3 separate regions of the Homo sapiens genome follow, and all the other regions are linked to region 3. A link is a contact called in ENCODE Hi-C or POLR2A ChIA-PET data. All regions are on one chromosome and are shown on one strand. Each heading gives the region's core, a stretch centred on a gene start or an enhancer-like site at or near the end of the contact. The rest is flanking DNA. Distances are from core to core; before and after follow the strand shown. Region 1 has its middle 97 kb from the start of PHLDA1-AS1. Region 2 has its middle 76 kb from the start of PHLDA1-AS1. Region 3 has its middle 34 kb from the start of PHLDA1-AS1.

The links. Hi-C counts contacts between places; a loop is a spot of excess contacts on that map. ChIA-PET counts read pairs that join two places held with the same protein, here RNA polymerase II (POLR2A). Pooled maps may share reads with other maps.
Region 1: a map of endothelial cell of hepatic sinusoid shows a loop between it and region 3 (4-fold over the local background). The contact joins two enhancer-like sites. A Hi-C loop is called at or near these places in 5 of 168 maps with a recorded cell type or tissue (CD14-positive monocyte, Caco-2, HepG2 and 2 more), 9 of 37 single-sample maps with no recorded cell type and 13 of 50 pooled maps. POLR2A ChIA-PET finds 5 or more read pairs at or near these places in 7 of 52 experiments (A549, GM12878, HepG2 and 4 more).
Region 2: a map of mammary epithelial cell shows a loop between it and region 3 (5-fold over the local background). The contact joins two enhancer-like sites. A Hi-C loop is called at or near these places in 4 of 168 maps with a recorded cell type or tissue (CD4-positive, alpha-beta T cell, Caco-2, HepG2 and 1 more), 4 of 37 single-sample maps with no recorded cell type and 10 of 50 pooled maps. POLR2A ChIA-PET finds 5 or more read pairs at or near these places in 11 of 52 experiments (A549, AG04450, Caco-2 and 8 more).

What each region holds. Positions count from the first base shown.
Region 1 is chr12:75,931,831-75,935,912 of GRCh38, reverse strand. No RefSeq gene overlaps it. Among named protein-coding and RNA genes, the nearest start is that of PHLDA1-AS1, 97 kb to the left of the region's middle. Within about 2 kb of position 2,017, at least 5 of the 41 ENCODE cell types and tissues checked have a DNase peak (open chromatin) inside an H3K27ac peak, as active enhancers do.
Region 2 is chr12:75,952,243-75,956,225 of GRCh38, reverse strand. No RefSeq gene overlaps it. Among named protein-coding and RNA genes, the nearest start is that of PHLDA1-AS1, 76 kb to the left of the region's middle. Within about 2 kb of position 2,478, at least 6 of the 41 ENCODE cell types and tissues checked have a DNase peak (open chromatin) inside an H3K27ac peak, as active enhancers do; they include mammary epithelial cell, where a contact is called at or near this core.
Region 3 is chr12:75,994,726-75,998,685 of GRCh38, reverse strand. No RefSeq gene overlaps it. Among named protein-coding and RNA genes, the nearest start is that of PHLDA1-AS1, 34 kb to the left of the region's middle. Within about 2 kb of position 1,390, at least 3 of the 41 ENCODE cell types and tissues checked have a DNase peak (open chromatin) inside an H3K27ac peak, as active enhancers do; they include mammary epithelial cell, where a contact is called at or near this core.

The DNA.
Region 1 (4,082 bases), core at 768-3,267, 63 kb after region 3:
TTGCTTGAGGCCAGGAGATCGAGACCAGCCTGGGCAACATAGTGAGACCCCATCTCTACAAAAAATAAAAGAATTAGCTGGGTGCAGTGGTGCATGCCTGTAGTCCCAACTACTGGGAAGGCTGAGGCAGAAGCATCAATTGAGCTCAGAAGTTAGAGTCAGCAGTGAGCTATGATCACACCACTGCACCCCAGCCTGGGCAACGGAGACTGTCTCTAAAGCAACAACAATAACAAGATAATAAATACTGTCTGTGACACAGGTATGAGGAGGTTGCTATAGAAGCTGAGCCAAGGGAGCCCCTACCTCTGGCCTGGGGGCAAGAGGAACCATTGAAGAAAATTTGAAACCTCTGAAATAGGCAGGGATAAAAAGTGTCCCAGAGACAGTTACACTATGTGAGAAGTAAATGGGAGGTGAGAAAATGGAACCAAGGTGGGTAGCTTTTTGTACTTTCGTAGATTTGCAACTGAGCTTCAGCAATATTTCTACCCTGATCTATGTTATTTTTATTTTATTTTAATTTTTTTTTTATTTGAGACAGAGTCTCACTCTATTGCGCAGGCTGGAGTGCAGTGGCACGATCTCGGCTCACTGCAACCTCCTCCTCCCAGGTTCAAGCAATACTCCTGCCTCAGCCCCCCGGTAGCTGGGATTACAGGCATGCACCACCATGCCTCGCTAATTTTTGTATTTTTAGTAGAGATGGGGTTTCACTATGTTGGCCAGACTGGGGTCGAACTTCTGACCTCAGGCGATCCACCTGCCTTGGCCTCCCAAAGTGCTGGGATTACAGGCATGAGCCACCATGCCTGGCCAATCTATGTTATTTTTAAAAGAAGAAGAGAAATAGATCAAGGAAGAGGAGAAAGACCTGGTTCCATAGATCTGACTCTGCAGTTTGTGTGCTGTGTAATAGAGAAAAGTTAGTGTCAATTTGGACATGGGCCAAATGACCTTTTGAGTCTCTTGTAGCACAAATGACCTGGAATCCTGTTTTCTTTATGATTATGAAGCTGGGCATAGGTATTCTGATGGGCACAGCCAAGATATTTAAGCCAACATTTGCTGAGAAACAGTGAAACTCATTTTCAGACATTTTTCCCCCATGACTGAGAAGTGTTAGGTTTTTGTCCAGCAGCAGTAGCTGTTGATTGCTGTTTTCCTGAGAGAGGGAGGCTTTTTTTTTTTTTTTTTTTTTTTAACATTCTGACACCTTTTTTTTCCCCTCCGTATCAGTACTGCTCACTAACCACATCATATGGTGATAAGAACTGAAATTACTCATTGACATTATCGTGGGGCTATTTCGAAAACATTATCTCATTTCATTTCCTAGAATATCATCAAGTCTCCACAATACCAGTTCCTTAAAGGAGAATGTTTTTGTTCCAACTGAAACCAAAATATTTTAGTGAATTTTGTCTTCAGTATTACTTCCTTCCTATTCTAATACTGTGGTCAAAAGTATAACTTTTGGCAAACTCTTTGCCATAGCGGAATCTGACTTAGTTTGCTGAATTTGAAGTTAGCTGTTTTCAGTAATTTCTTTTCTTTTTTTTTTTTTTTTTTTTTTTTTTTGAGATGGAGTCTTGCTCAGCCCCCCAGGCTGGAGTGCAGTGGTGTGATCTCGGCTCACTGCAGCTACCATCTCCTGGGTTCAAGTGATTCTCCTGTCTCAGCCTCCTGAGTAGCTGGGATTACAGGCACCCATCATCATGCTCGGCTAATTTTTGTATTTTAATAGAGATGGGGTTACTCCATGTTGGCCAAGCTGGTCTTGCACTCCTGACCTCAGGTGATCTGCCCCCCTCGGCCTCCCAAAATGCTGGGATTACAGGCTTGAGCCACCGCATGCAGCCTGTTTTCAGTGATTTGTCTTTACTCTTTATGTAGATTATCTGCATTGCAGATTACTTATTGTAATTTTCAAATCCTGGGCTGAATTTCTTTCATCATTTCCTGTGGATTTGTCATCTCTTTCCTCATCCTCACCCTCTATTCAGGCACCATGTAACCAGGCAGTTAGACAAAGCATTGTTTCATAGCTGAATCCATCACATATTTTTTTTATATATATTCCCAAAGGTATACAAATAGTTTTCATATTGTTTGAGAGTTTGATTTGTTTCCACTAACATAGAAAAATAGTTGTTTAATAATTAGACACTCCTTTTGTTTGATCTTGACTCCTTTTTCATGAGACCAGATGAAGTATTCATTAATGTTCCTATGAAATAATTATTTTGAAAACTTTTAACCAGTTCCAGTTTTTTTTTTTTTCACTTTTCTGATGTATTGATCATTCATGCATTCACTGACCATTTACACCATTTTTATATTGCTCTCTAAACTGCTATATTCAAAGCTAATTGTAGGCAACATCCTTAAATACAGTTAAAGCAATAATAGTTCAGGGGGACGAGTGTTAGCAGCATTTTAGGATATTCAGAGAAAGAGGTACAGTAAGACATCTTAGAGCTTCTGGGAGGCCAAGGGGCTTGCTGGCTAATGTTTCAACCATCAGAACTTGTTTGAGCAACAGTCTTGGCCCTACTACATGAGTCATAAACACCAGGATAGGCGATGCCTTCAGCCAGATGCAATGGAAAAGAGTTTGTTAACATGGAAAATATGGGATGGCTATACCACATACGTCAGTAGGACTCCCAGAACTGAGTCTTTTAGACCCGTTAATTACTTTTTGAGTGAATTAATGTATATGAGCAAACACATTTAGGGTGTTGCTAGCCTTATTAGCCAATAAGCACAATTCCTTGCCAGACAGTTTAAGACTGAGACCAGCTAGTTAATGAATTTACTGAAAGGCTCATTTATAAGGCTGCTTCACAGAGAATTTAGCAATAAACAATTCTGCCAACTCTTGATCTTTCAGCTATAGCCTTTCTTCCTGTATTTCTTTGGAATAACACATAATTAACATACAGCGATCAAGTTTTTGCTTGTCATTTAATATAGCACATTTTTTCTTTTGTTTTTTAGTATCTTTGCATATCAAGCAATGCTTTTAAAACTTATGCAAGCGTTGTATTTTGGACTCTATTTCTTTATAATTTTTTGTATCATCCTGCTGGGTAGATAGTGTGGGAAGAAATGCAGAGATTTTTATTGAATACTGCCTTGTTTTTAGGTGGTGTTTAATATTTAGATATGTTGGGTCTGCTAATTTAGGAGGAAAAAGTATTCTTTGGATTTTTCTTTTGCATAGCTTATTTTAGTTGCCAATCTTTTCTGGGTCTGAAGGGTCAAAAATGGCTGATAAAAATAGGTAAATAGCAATGAATGTGGTTGTAGGAAAATAGGAACTGATGGTGCTATGAAAGTGTTAATCTCCCATCATCAGTCTATATTCCTGGTTTTAGTGTCACAGGAATTTGACAGCCTCCTGAACTTTAGCCACCTCTCAGAAAATCCTGCTTCTCTTTTGAACAATGACTCCAGGGCTGGAAGATGGGTGAGGCATCCACTTAGTGTGTCAACAATGTAGAAAGGACCATGGTGAGAAGCTGACTAGAAGCCCACAGTGCTAGTTAAAGAGAAGAGGACTTTGAAAAGAAGTGAGAATAAGTGTGAACAGTTGACTCCAAGTAGGAAATTAGTGGAGGATGAACTAAATTAGAGTTCGGGATAAGCAAAGAACAAAGGTATATTCTATGGCCAGGATCCAGGCTGGTTGTGTAGTGAGTGAGGCAGTTTTATGTATTGAGTGTGCATTCACAGAATGTAGGGGTGCGTGTGTGTGTGTGTGTGTGTGTGATCAAGTCAGCTGTTTTCTCTTTAGCTCCAGTTAGTTGTCAACATGTGGGCCTAATGTTGCTGGGTCATCCCACTTTTCAGAAGAAATGGGAAACCTGATATTTTAAAGGGAATATGTAATTTTTTTTTTTTTTTTTGAGATGGAGTCTTGCGATGTCACCCAGGCTGGAGTGCCGTGGCTTGATCTCGGCTCACTGCAACCCCTGCCTCCCGGATTCAAGTGATTCTCCTGCCTCAGCCTCCCGAGTAGTTGGGCTTACAGGCGAGTGCCACCACACCGGGCTAATTTTCGTATTTTTAGTAGA
Region 2 (3,983 bases), core at 1,229-3,728, 44 kb after region 3:
TATTTTTTTCGTCTATCAAATTAACAATTTTGTTTTATGGTAATATCCAATGTAGAGAAAGTTACAGGGAAATAAACACTTCCATAAAAGACTAGCAGGGATAAAGACTGGGATAAGTTTTCTGAGGGAGCAATCTGGCAATTTGATTTCAAAAGCCGTAAAAATGTATATGCCATTTGAATTGACAATTCTACTTCAAATAATTTATCCTAAGGCCATAATAAAGCTGTTTCACAAACATTTAGCTACCAGGATGTTCACTGCAGGACTGTTATAGTTTAAAAAAAAAAAAATTGGATGATAATTTAAGAAAAAAAGACAATTGATAAAATAAACTTCGGTGTACTGACAGAAGAATTTAAAATGATGCTCTGGTATGGTTTAAGATAATTTCCTTTTGTGTAGGGCTTGGTCTCTACAAGCAAAGCTTTGGGTACCAGACTTCTCTTAAATTAAAAACTAGGACCTTACGTTTTGCAACTGTGCCTAAGTGCAATAGATTGAATTTAGGCAGAAGTGCTAACTTGAATAATAATGCGATTAGCTTTAAGTAATATATAGTGTGGAAGAAATTGCATGTTATTTATATAGATGCCAAGTAGTCCACACTTGCCTGCTGTTTTCCGTAAGATCTGTAACCACACCGAGTTAAGCTTTGGCCTCCCTGCCTGTAACCTGATAAAAGGGTCAAGCCTGCAGGACGGTGTGTTGTTATACTCACTGATGGAATTTTCTCTCCCCTGCCTGGGCAGGTGAACCCAAGGCTATGAACCAGGGCCTGTAGGTATTTGAGGCTATCATGATGCTGCCCCCTGCATTCCTGCAGTCAACTGGGAGCTGTGGGGGCTGCAGCACTTGCTCTCTCCTGGCCAGCAGCCCAGGGGGTGAGTGAGGAGGGCTTGGGGATCCATTGAATTTCCTTTTTGTTTTCTTCATTTCTATTGGGTCTAACTCACTTGTTAAAAAGAAAAAAGTCTTACTAGTCTTACTATTGGAATTAGGAAATTAGTCTTTAACTGGACTGCAAATATGGCTCACACTTGTAATCCCAGTGCTTTGGAAGGCCAGGGCCTGAGGATCATTTGAGGCTGGGAGTTTAAGACCAGTCTGGGCAATATAGTGAGACCCGCCTTTACAAAGAATTAAAAGCAGCCAGGTGTGGTGGTGAGAACCTGTAGTCCCCACTACTTAGGAGGCTGAGGCAGGAGAATCATTTGAGCCCATGAGTTTGAGGCTGCAGTGAGCTATCATTATGCCGCTGTATTCCAGCCTGAGTGACAGAGCAAGATCCTATCTCTAAAAAAGAAAAAAGAGGAAAAAAAAAGAAATAGATTGAAAAGGAGAGTGTACACCCCATGAAGTTAACAGTTGTTTTTTTGTTTTTGTTTTTGTTTTTTTCCTGGTTGGGAGGATTCAGGTGGTTACTCTTTCCAGTTTACCTCCATTTTATAGTTTTTGTCACCAAGCACTTATTACTTTAACTAGAAAAACGAAAGAATCTTTTTGTCACTGTTGTCTTGTTCACTGCTGCCCATGTCCTAGAATGGTCTCTAGTCTATAGTAACCTCTCAATAACTACCTGTTGGAGAAATAACTGAATGAATAAATGTCAAAGGTCATTGCTTCCTTTGGGAATGGAAAGCTTTAGTACCATCAGATTTTTTCCATATCCTCAGCTTCTTAGGATCACAGGTTGGAGTTTTAGTAGCATATGTTAAAAAACATAGTTCCTGTCTTCTTCAAAAATCCTGTGACTTTCAAGAAACCTATGACTTTGGGCACCCTGTGTGCTATCTTTCCTTCAGCACGGATGGTTCCTGCCTGCTGAAAAGTGCTGACTATTGCACCTCAGCTAACCCACTCAACCTTTTTCTAGAGGCCCAGGGAGATATGAATGTGACCAAGAACTTGGCCTTTGATATTCAGCCCAAGTCTGGCTAGAGGTCAGAGGGAGAAAAAAAAAAAAAATCCCTCCATGAGCCATAGCTGTCTGTATATTCAGCGTCTCTAGGCAACTGGGAGGACATTTACCATTCATCCTCCAAGAATGCTGAGTAGCCCTTCTTACGTGTGATTCACTTTGGGGTAAATTTCTGTCCTTACTAATGAGCCTGTGATGGGAGTCAAGTGAAAAGGAATCATTAAATCTGGTTTTATTCAAGTTACATAATTAATTCTGGCACTGAAGTTGGCTTCCCAAGTTTTATACATGGCCTGAGTTTGTTCATTGAATTAAAGGTGAGCATGGGGGTTGATGACACGGTGGCTATAGGTTCTTATTTCTTGTCCTTCTTCATGGGGTTAATTTGAAGAATAATTTAGCTAAAGCACCTTGTGCAGGGTTGGGAATGTGTTAGTGATCGGTACATGAAATTTCCCTGTCCATTGCCTCTTTTCCCTCATGACCTCCTACATGGGAGGTTTTCCCTTGGAGGGTGTGACAGCTGATTACTCAAGCTGGTGTGGGAATTTAGCTCTGGAGATTGACTGGCAGATCAAAACTTGGACTGTTCTCACCAATAGGGGTACGGCTCTCTACTTCATTATGTGTCTTTGTGGCATTTTGTCTTTCTCTCTCCTGGCTAGTCTACTCAAACACCCTTCTCAGAGACTGCCACTGTGGACTCTGAAGTTTTCACAATACCAGGAGGTTTGTGGGAACTGAATAAATTGCTTCAAGATCGAACATAAAAATAAGTCCTGGCCCCAATCCTAAAAGAAGTCACTGGGAACCCAATCAGTGCTGGGCAACCAGCCCAGGCCCAGGCTAATGAGATATTTACATGCTAGGCTTTTCCCTTCATTTTGGTCTTCATGGGCCTCATTTATGAGGAAGTCTGGAGTGCGTGTGCTGTAGGCAGAGGCCGGTGCTTCCCAGCTTGGTGCCATGGACTCCTGTAGCAGATCAGGGGCACTACCACCCACCAAAAAATCCAGCACATTCAACAAACAGCAAATTCCCAGCCCAAAGCAATTACTTGCTTTTTATTTATTTATTTTTTTGCTATTGTTTTTCATTTACATTCTTTTCTGAGTTTTGCATGTTTTACTCTGACAGGAGGTATAAACAGGCAAAGGAAATGTAATCTATTTCAGTATTTGTGGGAGTGCTTGTCCTAGGAGTTTTAGGAGAGCATTTTCATCTATCAGATTAAGACAAATTTAAAAGGGTCCCCAAAGAGAATTTAGAATTGGAAAACTAAACCTAGGAGGAAGTTAAAGGTACAGTGATTATTTTGCTTGGAGAGTAGTATTGGCTTTCCAATAAAATGAAGGTGATTACTAAGAAAGGTAGCTGATTGGTCATTAGTGCATGGCCAGGACAAGAGAGTGAAGACTCATGTTTGCTTAAAAGAAGCATTTTTCTCTCAGGTGGAATTTGTTTGACGTTAGTGTGGCAGATTGTGATATTTCTTCTAAAAGTGGGAAAGCAATTTGTGTAATCTGTGCTCGTGTGCAGAGGACAGAACCAGATGGCTTTCGCAGTAAACTTTCAGGGCTTTACTAGAATAGGGAGAGACAAAAGGGAGGCAAACTTGGTGGCTTGTGAGATGGGGAATCGTTGTTTCAAATCAGGGGTGAGAACAACCCAAAATTTAGGAATGGCTTTTCAATAATAGCTCTTCTGATGTGTAGTACTAGAATCTAATTTTTATTTAAGCACAGCTTCAGAGGTTTTTTTAAAAAATTGCAAACTTGGAAATAAAGAAAAAAGAGGGGGCCGGACGTGGTGACTCATGCCTGTAATCCCAGCACTTTGGGAGGCCGAGGTGGGCAGATTGCCTGAGGTCAGGAGTTCGAGACCAGCCTGGCCAACATGGTAAAACCCTATCTCTACTAAAAATACAAAAATTAGCCGGGCACTGTGGCAGATGTCTGTAATCCCAGCTACTCGGGAGGCTGAGGCAGGAGAATCGCTTGAACCTGGGAGGCAGAAGTTGCAGTGAGCCGAGATCGCACCATTGCACTCCAGCCTTGGCAAA
Region 3 (3,960 bases), core at 141-2,640:
ATGCACTAGGAAATCAAAAACTTTGTGTGACTTGCTTTATTATGATAATTACTTCTTTGTGGTGGTCTGCAATATCTCAAAGATATGCCTGTCCTGTGTTCAGGTTAATTGCCTCCAAATACTGCTTTTCATGTCTTAATACCTTGCTCAAGCTCTTTTAATAATTACCCAATCTCTGAATACAGCTCTAACTCATCAGTTTTGCATTCCAACACCTCCCACTTTTACAAAGTCCCTCTGACTTTTACAAAGTCTCATTCCAAACTTTTTTTATTTTTTATTTTTTTAGAAGGAATCTTTCTCTGTCACCCAGGCTGGAGTACAGTGATGCACGATCTTGGCTTACTGCAACCTCTGCCTCCTGGGTTCAAGCGATTCTTTTGTCTCAGGCTCCCAAGTAGCTGGGATTACAGGCATGCACCACCACGTCTGGCTAATTTTTTTATTTTTAGTAGAGACGAGGTTTCACCATGTTGGCCATGCTGGCCTCGAACTCCTGACCTCCAGTGATCTGCCCGCCTTGGCCTCCCAAAATTCTGGAATTACAGGCGTGAGCCACTGTGTCCAGCCCCCAAATGTTTTTTCATCCATTTCCTGTACAGAGGCAGCCGGTGACAGTCAAATTTTGTTTCCATATCTAGGTGTTGCTACTCATTAGCTGTGGATCCTTTTCTGAGCCTCAGAATCTTCATCTTGAAAATGGACACAATAACTTACTATGATGCACCGAGAAGAACATAGCATCGTTTCTCTAATATGCTTGCCCAAATTGTATAAGCTCATTCTAATCATGAGAAAACATCACACAAACCTAAACGGAAGGACATTCTACAAAATAACTGACCAGCACTCTTCAAAAGTGTCAAGGTCAGGAAAAACAGGAAAGAATGAGCAACAGGCACAGGAGGAAATCAAGGCAACAACAAATGCAATATAGGATTCTGGATGGATCTTGGACCAGAAAAAGGACATTAGCAGAAAAACTGGTGAAATTTTAATAGAGTCTGCTTTTGAGTTAATAATGTTGGCACCAATGTTAATTTACTCTTTGATCATTATACCATGGTTATGTAAGATGTTAACATTAAAGGAAGCAGGGTGAGGGATATAAGAACATGCTCTATACTATTTTTGTGACTTTTATGTAAGTCTAAAATTAGTTCAAAATAAAAAGTTTAAATTGAGATAATAATATGTACATTACAGGAGAAATTATAAAATACTAACTAGAACCCTGAGGGCATTTATTATGTCCTTGCCACAGGAACTTTATATGTATTTAGTCATTATGATAACCCTATGTGGTAGGAAATACTTTTCTCAGATATGGTTATCTGACACTTAGTAAGAGTCCCCGGAGTTCCAGCAAACTTTTTTCTATTTACTGCTGCCCAAACATGTCCACTTTTGGAGTTTCTGTAAAGTCTCTTGGGGCCCTTTTTGCTACTCTGGACATCTGGAACTCCTATGTCTGCAGTACTCATTTAGCACTAATTTTGTGCAACTTGGTATTGTTAATTTTCTGTGTCTTATTATCCCAGCTAGAAGGCAACTTCTTGAAAGCAGAGGACTGGATTTCACAGATGTTTGGATATCTCCCAGTATCTGGCACCAAGAGTCTTGGATATCACTCAAGCTTGCACTAACAATCTTGGATATCCCATAGTGCCTTTCAGTAATAATCTTGGATATCCCACCATGCCTTTCACCAGGAATTTCCCATGTGCTTCATCATCCTTGGATCTCCAAGAATAACTCATCTTGGCTGGGCCTGGGACCAGTTCTCTGGCCTTTCTAGAGTTGTAGACATTGGATTCTGGGGTACGAGGCAATATTAGCAGTTGGCTTCTTGGATGATTTCCTGGAAAAGCGCACATTGCAATCTGACTTCTAGAGTGAAATTCAGCAATCATACACTTTAAAAAAAAATTGGGGTAAAAAACACATAACATAAAATTTACCATCTTAACCATTTTTAAGTGTACAGTTCATTAGTGTTAAGTATATTTCCATTGTGAAACAGATAGCAATCATACAGTTTTTAATTTCAAAAAATATGTTAGCTATCCAGAATATATGACAGACTCTCACCACTTAATAAAAATAGAACAAGCAATAATAACATCCAAACATGAGCTAAAGATTTAAATGGACATTTCATCAATAAAGATACACAGATGACCAATAAACACGTGAAAAGATATTCAACATCATTAGTCATTAAAAAAAAGAAAGTTAGGCCGGGCATGGTGGCTCACTCCTGTAATCCCAGCACTTTGGGAGGTGGAGGTGGGCAGATCATGAGGTCAGGAGTTCGAGACCAGCCTGGCCAGCATGGTGAAACGCTGTCTCCACTAAAAATACAAAAAATTAGCCGGGCACAGTGGCATGTGCCTGTAATCCCAGCTACTTGGGAGGCGGAGGCAGGAGAATTGCTTAAACCTGGGAGGTGGAAGTTGCAGTGAGCTGAGATTGCACCACTGCACTCCAACCTGGGTGACAGAGAGAGACTATGTCTCAAAAAAAAAAAAAAAAAAAAAAAAGGAAAGTTAAAACCACGATGTGATACCTATTAGAATGGCTTAAAAAAACTGAGAACATGGAGTGCTGGCAAGGATGTGGAGTTACTGATATTCTCATACATTGGTGGTGGAATGCAAAAAAGGAAGGGCACTTTGAAAAAATAGTTGGCAGTTTCTTATATGTTAAATGTACACTTACCATATAACCCATAATTCCCACTTCTAGATATTTACACAAGAGAAATAATGACATATACCCACACTGAAACCTGTATGTGAATGTTTACATCAGCTTTATTCATAATCCCTGAAAATTGGAAGACAGCCCAATGTCTATCCACTGGTGAATGAAATAGATGAACAACTTGTAGTATATCCAGACTACTTCTCAATAGAAAGGAGTGGACTACTGATACTACAACCACATGGATACATCTCAGATACATTGTGCTAACTGACAGAAACCAAACTCAAAAGCTACATGATTTGATTACTTTGATATAACATTTGGGGAACGCAAAACTACAGGGACAGATGGGGTGGGGAGAGGGTGAACTATGTAGGGCACTTTTATGGTGAGATATCCTATATCTTGATTGTTGTGGTTACACAACTCTTTATGATGGTTCAAATTAATAAACTGTATACTTAAATAAAGTTAATTTTTATTGTGTAAATTATAGTTCAATTGACCTTGCTTTAAAGAACTACATTAGCTATTTAGTACTTCAAATATAATTAGCCACTTAATTTATGGTGTTGCTATCAGAAATAGCTGGATTAAGGAGGAAAAACCTAATATGTAGGTAGATTTTACTTTGCTTTGGACAATGTGGCTAATGCCTGTTTTTCTCTTGACTCAGTTGGTTTAACATTTGTCCTACATAATAGAGACCTAGTTTAGATAGTAAATTATATAGTTATGTTAGGATTAGGACAGTGTGGGAAACATAGCAATACCTTGTCTCTACTAAAAATTTAAAAATTAGCCTGGATCAGTGGTGCTCTCCTGTGGTCCCAGCTACTCAGGAGGCTGATATGGGAGGATTGCTTGAGCCCAGGAGGTGAAGGCTGCAGTGAGCTATTATCACACCACTGCCCTCCAGCCTGGGTGATAGAGTGAGACCCTGTATCTAAACAAAATTTTTAAAAAAAGAGGGGTTGGGGGTAGGTGATGTTCTCATAGTACTTTGGACAAATTCTCGAGACACCAGGCCACTAACCAGATTTTTTAAGGGCATTAGACAAGTGCTAGTCTTTTTTGGGAGGAAAAGGGAAAGTTGGGGGACATCCTCAGTGACCCTCTGGCTTAGTTTAATGGATAAAACATGTGACACAGACTTTGGAGTCCAGTACATTTAGGATTTAATACCAGGACTACTCCTAAGTAAGTGGCCATGATATTTAATCTAAGTAACCCTGCCAATAAAATAGGTGT